Regions from separate parts of the Homo sapiens genome. Here regions 1 and 3 are each linked to region 2. The links are chromatin contacts, found by Hi-C or POLR2A ChIA-PET in ENCODE. All regions are on one chromosome and are shown on one strand. The core of a region is the stretch at or near the end of the contact, and the rest is flanking DNA. Distances in the headings are between cores, read along the strand shown. Region 1 holds the start of RABAC1 (Rab acceptor 1). Region 2 holds the start of TGFB1 (transforming growth factor beta 1). Region 3 holds the start of CD79A (CD79a molecule).

Region 1 (2,700 bases), core at 161-2,660, 610 kb after region 2:
GAACAGATCTAGGCCAGTGTAAGGTGGCCACCTGGTGTCCAGTGTGGGCACCTGCAGCTGATGTTGGCCGCAGAGAGCGGCAAGGGGAGGAGAGAGAGGGGAGGAGTCATGTGGTTTGAAAAGGAGTAGGTTTAAGGCACAGCAGCCAGGTGGATCCTGGGTTTGAGGAATAGCAATTTGAGGGGGCTGAGACTCGATGGAAGGATCGGTTGTGTCTGAGATTTTAAGGGATCAGGTTTGGGGGATCTAGTGTACATCTAGGCTTGGGCGGACTTGGGTTTTGAAGGACTTGGATTTGGGGTCTGAGGTCTGTCTGCATTCCAAAAGACCAAGATTTGAGGGACCAAGGATTCATCTGGGCAGGGGGTTTCTCACCAAAGAGCACAAGCTTGGACTCCAAGGTGCGCAGATAGAGAATGTAACAGGCGCCGAAAAAGACAGCCAGAGCCACCAGCAACATAGGGGACGTCACCCTGGAGGAGGAGTGCAGGGAGGCAGCGGTTAGACAGCTGGGGCTGGGCCAGCCCGACGGCCCTGGCCTTCTCCACCGGCGGGCGGCAAGCTACATCCTGGAGACCAGGGAGGGCCAGGTGACATTTAGTCACACTGCATCCTGGCCAGGGTGATGGTGGGGTAGGGGACCTGGCCCTTTGGTGACAAGGTAGTCTAGCAGAGCCAATCCTTGGGGGCGGGGCCTGGGCGGTGAGAAGAGGGCCCTGGGCGGTGAGAGGAGGGACCGGGCGGTGAAGGGCGGGGCCTGAGCGGCGAGAGGAGGGGTCCAGCCGGTCGGGGCTAGTGCGGGTGCGGGGCCCGGGAGGCACTCACACACAGTACAGGATGAGGCCCAGGAACACGAACACATAGTTGCTCTGGTAGTACTCCACGTTGCGTACGAGGCGCTGGCACAGCTCTCCCAGGTTGCGGGGCCGTGAGAAGCGCTGCTGGTCCACGAAGGTGCTCCAGGGCCGGATGGTCGCGCGGCGCCGCTCCAGCCACTCCCGGCCTGCACCGGAGGGAATCAGCTTCGGCAGCAGGGTCCTGCGGGGGGTGGGGCCGGGTCAGTGGTGGACCGGGATGGAGCCCCAGACCCCCGCAAAAGAAGGGGACTAAGGGTGCCTGGACTCCCTCCCGGGACCCCAGATTCCTGTACAGCAGGCAGGGAGGGGACTAGGGGCCCAGACTCCAGGGTCCCATTAGAGGAGACCGGGGCCAACACTTCTGCGGCTCGGGGCTGGGACTCCAGGCTCTCGAGGGAGGAGGGAGGAGGGGGCCGGGGGCCCGGACTCCCGGGTCTCTGGTCCGAGGGCCTAGAGCCAGCTCGCTCACGTGCCGCTCAGCCCTTCCGCCTCGGCATCTTTCTGCTGGTCCTTCTGCGCTGCCATGTCTGCGTCGTGAGGGGTAGAGCTGCTGTAACCAGCCCGGTACCCTGAAGACCCCGCCGGCCCCGCCCGACGCCGGCCCCACCCAGCGGAGTCGACGTGGCGCAGCCCCGGAGCAGCTGGGGACTGTAGTTCTGCCGCCGAGTATTGTGGGAGTTGTAGTCCTGACGGTGACTAAGAGGATGGGCGCTATGATGGCGGTCTGACTCGCAAAACACCTTGGGAGATATAATCCCAGAAAGTGACGGCGCGCGCCTCTGGGTATTATAGGAGTTGTAGTTTCAGGAGGGTGCATGTGGGCTGTCAGGAGCGAGGGCGTTATGGGAACTCTAACGGCAGAAGCGGGCGTTGTGTACTCTCCCAGGGAAGGCACAATGGGGACCGTGCAGAGCTGTCCTTCTGACTCTAGAGGGCATAAAAAAACACCTGGAGGGCTTGCTAAAACAGATTCCTGGGCCCTAGCCCAGATGTTTTCATTCAGCAAGTCTGGGGTGGAGCCCATAATTTCCATTTCTGAGTTCCCAGGTGATGCTGATGCCCCTGGTCCATGGACTACATTTTGAGTAGAAAGATTTAGATAATTTGTGGGAATTGATTCCTTCCTCAAGAGATTGAGGCTAGTGAGGGGGCCATGGTTGCTGGAGGGGTATCTGAGGTTGCCCCCTGCCCCACCTTGTGGAGTCCCAAAGATGAATGAGTTGGGGCTAGGGACACCTCCGACCCCGCCACACACACCTTTGGAGAGAAGGGAGTGAAGTTGGGAAAGACAAAAGGTTGAGAAGTTTTGTGGGCTTTTTTGAAATGGAGTCTCGCTCTTGTTGCCCAGGCTGGAGTGCAATGGCGCAATCTCGGCTCACTGCAACCTCTGCCTCCTGGGTTCAAGCGATTCTCCTGCCTCAGCCTCCAGAGTAGCTGGGATTACAGGCGCCCGCCACCACGCCCAGCTAATTTTTGTATTTTTTTAGTAGAGACGGGGTTTCACCATGTTGGCCAGGCTGGTCTCGTACTCCTGACCTCGTGATCTTCCTGTCTCAGCCTCTCAAAGTGCTGGGATTACAGGCGTGAGCCATTGTGCCTGGCCCACAGGGCTGGAATTCTAATTGAATTCTAATGGGGTGAACCAGAACAGGGCCTCAAGAAATGTGTGTGGAAGTATAGGGAAGCCTGGGCTCCCTTAAGCAGACTGGGATCCTAATTTTCCAAAGCAGCTGGGTGGGGCTGGAAGGAAAATATCTATATGGGATAACCAGGTGACCTTTTTTTTTTTGAAAATTTTTTTAAGTAGATAAGGGATTTTGCTGTGTTGGCCCAGTAGGTCTCA
Region 2 (2,700 bases), core at 1-2,500:
CTGCCCCTCCGAGCTCACCGTTGTGGGTTTCCACCATTAGCACGCGGGTGACCTCCTTGGCGTAGTAGTCGGCCTCAGGCTCGGGCTCCGGTTCTGCACTCTCCCCGGCCACCCGGTCGCGGGTGCTGTTGTACAGGGCGAGCACGGCCTCGGGCAGCGGGCCGGGCGGCACCTCCCCCTGGCTCGGGGGGCTGGCGAGCCGCAGCTTGGACAGGATCTGGCCGCGGATGGCCTCGATGCGCTTCCGCTTCACCAGCTCCATGTCGATAGTCTTGCAGGTGGATAGTCCCGCGGCCGGCCGGCCAGGCGTCAGCACCAGTAGCCACAGCAGCGGTAGCAGCAGCGGCAGCAGCCGCAGCCCGGAGGGCGGCATGGGGGAGGCGGCGCCCCCCGGCACTGCCGAGAGCGCGAACAGGGCTGGTGTGGTGGGGAGGCCCCGCCCCTGCAGGGGCTGGGGGTCTCCCGGCAAAAGGTAGGAGGGCCTCGAGGGAAAGCTGAGGTCCTCAGGGAGAAGGGCGCAGTGGTGGAGGGGAGGCTTGGACCGGGGGTGTCTCAGTATCCCACGGAAATAACCTAGATGGGCGCGATCTGGTACCAGAAGGTGGGTGGTCTTGAATAGGGGATCTGTGGCAGGTCGGAGAGAGATCCGTCTCCTGGAGGAGAAAGGGTCTAGGATGCGCGGGGGCTCAGGAGACAGGCCGGGGATGAAGGCGGCGTGCAGGGGGTGCGCCCGAGGTCTGGGGAAAAGTCTTTGCGGGAGGCCGGGTCGGCGACTCCCGAGGGCTGGTCCGGAATGGGGGCGCCTGAGGGACGCCGTGTAGGGGGCAGGGAGGGAGCAAGCGTCCCCGGCGGCAAAGGGAGGCGGTCTGGGGTCCCCAAGTCCTGCCTCCTCGCGGGGCAGCGTCGCGCCAAGAGGTCCCCGCGCCTCCGGCTCCCAGCGGCAACGGAAAAGTCTCAAAAGTTTTTTTCCTCTTCTCCCGACCAGCTCGTCCCTCCTCCCGCTCCTCCTCCCCCTCCTCCCCGCAGTGGCGGGGGCGGCGGCGGCTCGTCTCAGACTCTGGGGCCTCAGGCTGCTCCTCGGCGACTCCTTCCTCCGCTCCGGGCCGAGGCCGGCCCCGCGGGCGGCTCAGAGCCGGGGGGGTGCCCCGGACGGGGCGTCCCCCCTGCCCCCGGCCGGGGCCCTCGCTGTCTGGCTGCTCCGCGGAGGGAGGTGGGAGGGAGATGGCCCAGGGCGCGAAGGGCGGCGGCGGCGGGGACCGGCTGGGTCGGCAGGGGGTTTTGAAGCCGCCCCCGGCCCCACCCAGGAAGCGCACGGGGCGGGAGCGGGGGCGGCCCCCAGGGGGAGGGCATGGGGGGGCTGGGCCACCGTCCTCATCTCGCGTGGGCGGGCTCCGAGGGGGGTCCCTTCAGCCCTGGGGGAAAGGGGGCGGGCACCCCGGCTCCGCCCCGCAAACAGGGTGCTGCCTCCTGGCGGCCAAGCGCCACCAAAGCGGGTGATCCAGATGCGCTGTGGCTTTGCGGGCGGTGTGGGTCACCAGAGAAAGAGGACCAGGCGGAGAAGGCTTAATCCGGGGGATGAGACACAGGGGAGCCGACCAGAGGAGGGGGACCCAGAACGGAAGGAGAGTCAGGCTGGGAAACAAGGTAGGAGAAGAGGGTCTGTCAACATGGGGGCCTCCGGAGGGTGTCAGTGGGAGGAGGGGGCAACAGGACACCTGAAGGATGGAAGGGTCAGGAGGCAGACACCTGTAAGAATTGCTCTCCTTTACTGAGCACCTCCCATGTGGCTAAGCAGCCTCCTGTCACTCAACACCCTGCGACCCCATACATTTACTGTCCCCAATTTACAGATAGGGAAACTGGGCCCAGAGGGACCCCGAGGTCCTAGAAAGGACAGAAGCGGTGCCATGCCTTAGCTGGGGTCAGCTCTGACAGTCTCTAGAGTCTGTGCTCTTGACCACTGTGCCATCCTCCCCCATCACTGGGTGTCCGGGGTGTGGATGGTGGTGACGTTGGAGGCAGAGTCCCTCAGCACTCCACGCCGTAGCGGTCGAAGTTGCGGAGCAGCAGGCCGATCTCCAGGTGCACGGTGCCACCAGCAGCTGTGTGCAGGCGATAGCGGTCGGCCCCACTGTAGATGGTGTCCCCATGCAGCAGCTGCGGCCCACCACCCACGAAAGCCCGTGCCAACTGTTCTCGCCAACTGCCCAGGGGCCGCCACGTGGGGCAGGCCAGCTGGTGGGTGCCCGGGCTACTGGGCACATGGCAAAATCCATAGCCTGCAAGCTGGCAGCGGCCAAAGCTGTCCTGGGACCACACCTGGAAATGGAGCCGGGGCCAGCCTGCAGGAAAGGAGAGAGAGGGGAAAGGAGGGATGGGTGGGGACCAGACTCCTGCTGATTCCCCACTCCCTGATACTCACTGGAGACCCCAGGCCCAGTCTTTTCCTCTCTGGGTTTCTGTCCCAGAGTTTCCAACCCAGCCTCCTTTCTAGGCTCCCACCGTCTTATCTATCCCCACACAGCAGCCAAAGTGATCTTTCCAAATCCATGTTACTCCCCTGCTAAGGATCCTTCCATAGCTCCCCAGTGCCCTCAGTATAAAGTCCAACCTCTTCAACATTCAAGGCCCTTCTAATCAGACCTCTGCTGAATTTCCTCTCTGTGTTATCCTCCTCCATGACCCCATGTCAGGGCAGCC
Region 3 (2,720 bases), core at 54-2,553, 520 kb after region 2:
ACAAAGATGACTTTGAATCTCTGTCCACCACCCCTAGACTGTATGACACCCGCAAGTGACAACCTCCCCTCTCTGGCCTCGGTTTCCCCCTCTGTAAAATGGGGGATGGCCTACCTTGCCAGTCATGGCAGGTCAATATAAAACAACTTCTGGCTGTGCACAGTGGCACATGCCTGTAATCCCAGCACTTTGGGAAGCTGAGGCAGGAGGATTGCTTGAGGCCAGGAGTTCAAGACCAGCCTGGGCAATATAGCAAGATCCCATCCCTCTTAAAAAAAAAAAAGAAGAAAAATATATGTTGTTGTTGTTATTATTGTTATTATTAGAGACAGAGTTTCGCTTTTGTCACCCAGGCTGGAGTGCAATGGTGTGATCTCAGCTCACTGCAACCTCCACCTCCTGGGTTCAACTGATTCTCCTGCCTCAGCCTCCTGAGTAGCTGGAATAATAGGCATGTGCCACAACATCTGGCTAATTTTGTATTTTTAGTAGAGATGGGGTTTCGCCATGTTGGCCAGGCTGGTCTCAAACTCGACCTCAGGTGATTCTCCTGTCTCAGCCTCCCAAAGGGCTGGGATTACAGGCATAAGCCACCATAGCTGGCCTGTTTTTTTAAAAAAAGAATTCCAGTAAAGAGCTGATCATGGTTCTCACTCCTTGAATACCAGGAACACCATCTCGTATCACATAATGAGACAGGGAGACATTCTGGTCCTCATCTCACAGATGAAAAATGTCAAGCTTCGAAGGATCAAAGTGCCCACCTAGTCACACGGGTAGTCAGCCACAGGTCAGCCTGCCTTATTTATTCTTCATGAGTATTTATAGTGACTAACATTTACTGGGCGCCTACTGTGGGCCATTTCTGTGCATGTGACAACCCCTTTAAGTCCTTGTTTCTAATCCCAAGAAGCAAGGAAATGGGGTCAGGGAAGGGACAAGGTTTGCCCAAGTCCAGGCAGGGGGAGAGGTCAAGCTCAGAACCATCACCTGCCCATGACACATGCCCAGGACTCAGGTTCCCTAGGCTTCCTTCCAAAGGCTCAGCAGTGACGAGCCAGCCCTTGAACCAGCCTCTTCCCCCACCCAAGCAGCCACCTCTCAGGGGAATTGTGGCCACCACAGGTGCAGGGAGCAGTTTCTCTCCACTCACAGCCTGAAGCATACCCGGCAGGGGCTGTCCCCAGGCCCAACAAGCAAAGGGCCCAGTAGCGAGGGCCACTGGAGCCCATCTCCGGGGGGCTGGGCAGGAAGTAGGGTGGGGTTTGGGGTAGGGATCTGGTACCCTGGGACTGCTGCAACTCAAACTAACCAACCCACTGGGAGAAGATGCCTGGGGGTCCAGGAGTCCTCCAAGCTCTGCCTGCCACCATCTTCCTCCTCTTCCTGCTGTCTGCTGTCTACCTGGGTATGTGGCCAAAGGGCAGGAACTGGCGGGAGGTGGGGGAAGCTGTGGAGGCTGCAGAGAGGGCACAGGCAGAGGGAAGGGGGCTCAGGGAAAGGGGAAGAGGAGGCAGAGGATAGGGGACCCAGGGAAGATGCCTATAGAAATCGTATCTGTGCCAAGATGGGCCAAGGTGGGGCTGGAGGGAGCCCAGCGAAGGAGAAGGGGCGTCCACAGTCTCACACAGGGAGGCAGGAGCAAGAGTCACCTCCCCCACCTCCTGTTCCCCACAGGCCAAAATAAGGAACTAAAGTTGCTCTTGACTGAGCACCAGGGCTGGGGGCAGGAAGGGGACTTAGGGGTAGCAGCATTCAGCGTCTGTCAAGGGGAGAAAAAGCTTTCTCTGCCTTAAACCTCAGGTGCCTCTCTCTGTTGGGAGTCCCTTCTCAGCACTGGGGGAATGGGTGTCTCATGGACTCCCCCTCACCTGCTCAAGGACAGCTGGCAGGGGCTGTGGCCACGCTAACCCAGGAGTTCAGAGAAAAAGGTTCCCCACCCAAGGGGACACTGGGAGCAAGGATTGGAGTTCACGTCTGAGTCTTAAGCCCGTGACGATGAGGGTGCTCGGCCCCTCTCCCCATCTCTTCCTCCTTCTCTCTTCCTCACCTCCCTCCTCCACCTACCTCCAGAAGAGGGGACTGGCCATGTGGGAGGCCTGGCTGAGAGCTGGGGCTTCCCAGAGGAGCCCGGATTGGACACTGCAGCCAGCCTGAGCCGCCTCGTCTCACTCAGAGACACCCCCAGTCTCCACCCCGCTCTGAGCCCCTTCAATCACCAGCAGCCCAGCCCAAGGACTGAACTCACCCCTGACCCCTAGGTTGACACATACAACTTACAGAGAATGAGGGCCAGGCACAGGGTCACAGGCCAGGGCAGGCCACAGACTGGCTCCTCAGCCCAGGCAGGGAGAGGCCAGGGAGCCAAGAGTTTGAACCCAGTGCCACTCCTGACTGCCTGGTGATGCTGGCAACCCGCCTGCCCTCCCAGAGCCTCAGCCATCCCTCCTGTAAAATGGGGCTAAGGAGAGAACCTACTTCTAGGGTTCTGTGAATGATTACACAAGAAAAAGCGCCAGGTGCTGGGCCTGGCTGAGGCTGGGGTGCAAAAATGGACCGGGAAGGCTGCGGGAGGAGGGGACGCCTGCACTGCTTCTGGAAGGAGCTGTCTGGACAGCGGTCCTCCAGTGCCTGGAACAAACATCCAAAATCCAGAGAGTTCACAGGGCCAGAGTACAAAGTGGGTATGCGGGAGGGGGGCAAGAGATGGCGCTGCAGAG

Evidence for each region. Hi-C counts contacts between places; a loop is a spot of excess contacts on that map. ChIA-PET counts read pairs that join two places held with the same protein, here RNA polymerase II (POLR2A). Pooled maps may share reads with other maps.
Region 1: a loop to region 2 is called in a pooled map, with 5 times the contacts of the local background. The contact joins the promoter of RABAC1 here to the promoter of TGFB1 in region 2. A Hi-C loop is called at or near these places in 2 of 37 single-sample maps with no recorded cell type and 10 of 50 pooled maps. POLR2A ChIA-PET finds 5 or more read pairs at or near these places in 2 of 52 experiments (WTC11 and activated B cell).
Region 3: a pooled map shows a loop between it and region 2 (3-fold over the local background). The contact joins the promoter of CD79A here to the promoter of TGFB1 in region 2. A Hi-C loop is called at or near these places in 3 of 37 single-sample maps with no recorded cell type and 12 of 50 pooled maps. POLR2A ChIA-PET finds 5 or more read pairs at or near these places in 11 of 52 experiments (A549, Caco-2, GM10248 and 7 more).

The regions. Positions count from the first base shown.
Region 1 is chr19:41,957,911-41,960,610 of GRCh38, forward strand. RABAC1 (Rab acceptor 1) reads right to left here and starts at 1,411. Exons shown (of 5, transcript NM_006423.3): 1 at 1,327-1,411; 2 at 826-1,038; 3 at 376-473. The coding sequence starts at 1,382. RefSeq lists silencers at 619-688, 1,139-1,388 and an enhancer at 1,499-1,788.
Region 2 is chr19:41,352,672-41,355,371 of GRCh38, forward strand. TGFB1 (transforming growth factor beta 1) reads right to left here and starts at 1,251. Exons shown (of 7, transcript NM_000660.7): 1 at 19-1,251. The coding sequence starts at 373. It overlaps B9D2 (B9 domain containing 2), which reads right to left. Exons shown (of 4, transcript NM_030578.4): 4 at 1,746-2,342. The coding sequence ends at 2,029. RefSeq lists silencers at 1-263, 424-503, 804-873, 1,024-1,553 and enhancers at 1,554-1,703, 1,627-2,128.
Region 3 is chr19:41,875,976-41,878,695 of GRCh38, forward strand. CD79A (CD79a molecule) reads left to right here and starts at 1,304. Exons shown (of 5, transcript NM_001783.4): 1 at 1,304-1,408. The coding sequence starts at 1,330. RefSeq lists an enhancer at 1-38 and a silencer at 1,446-1,505.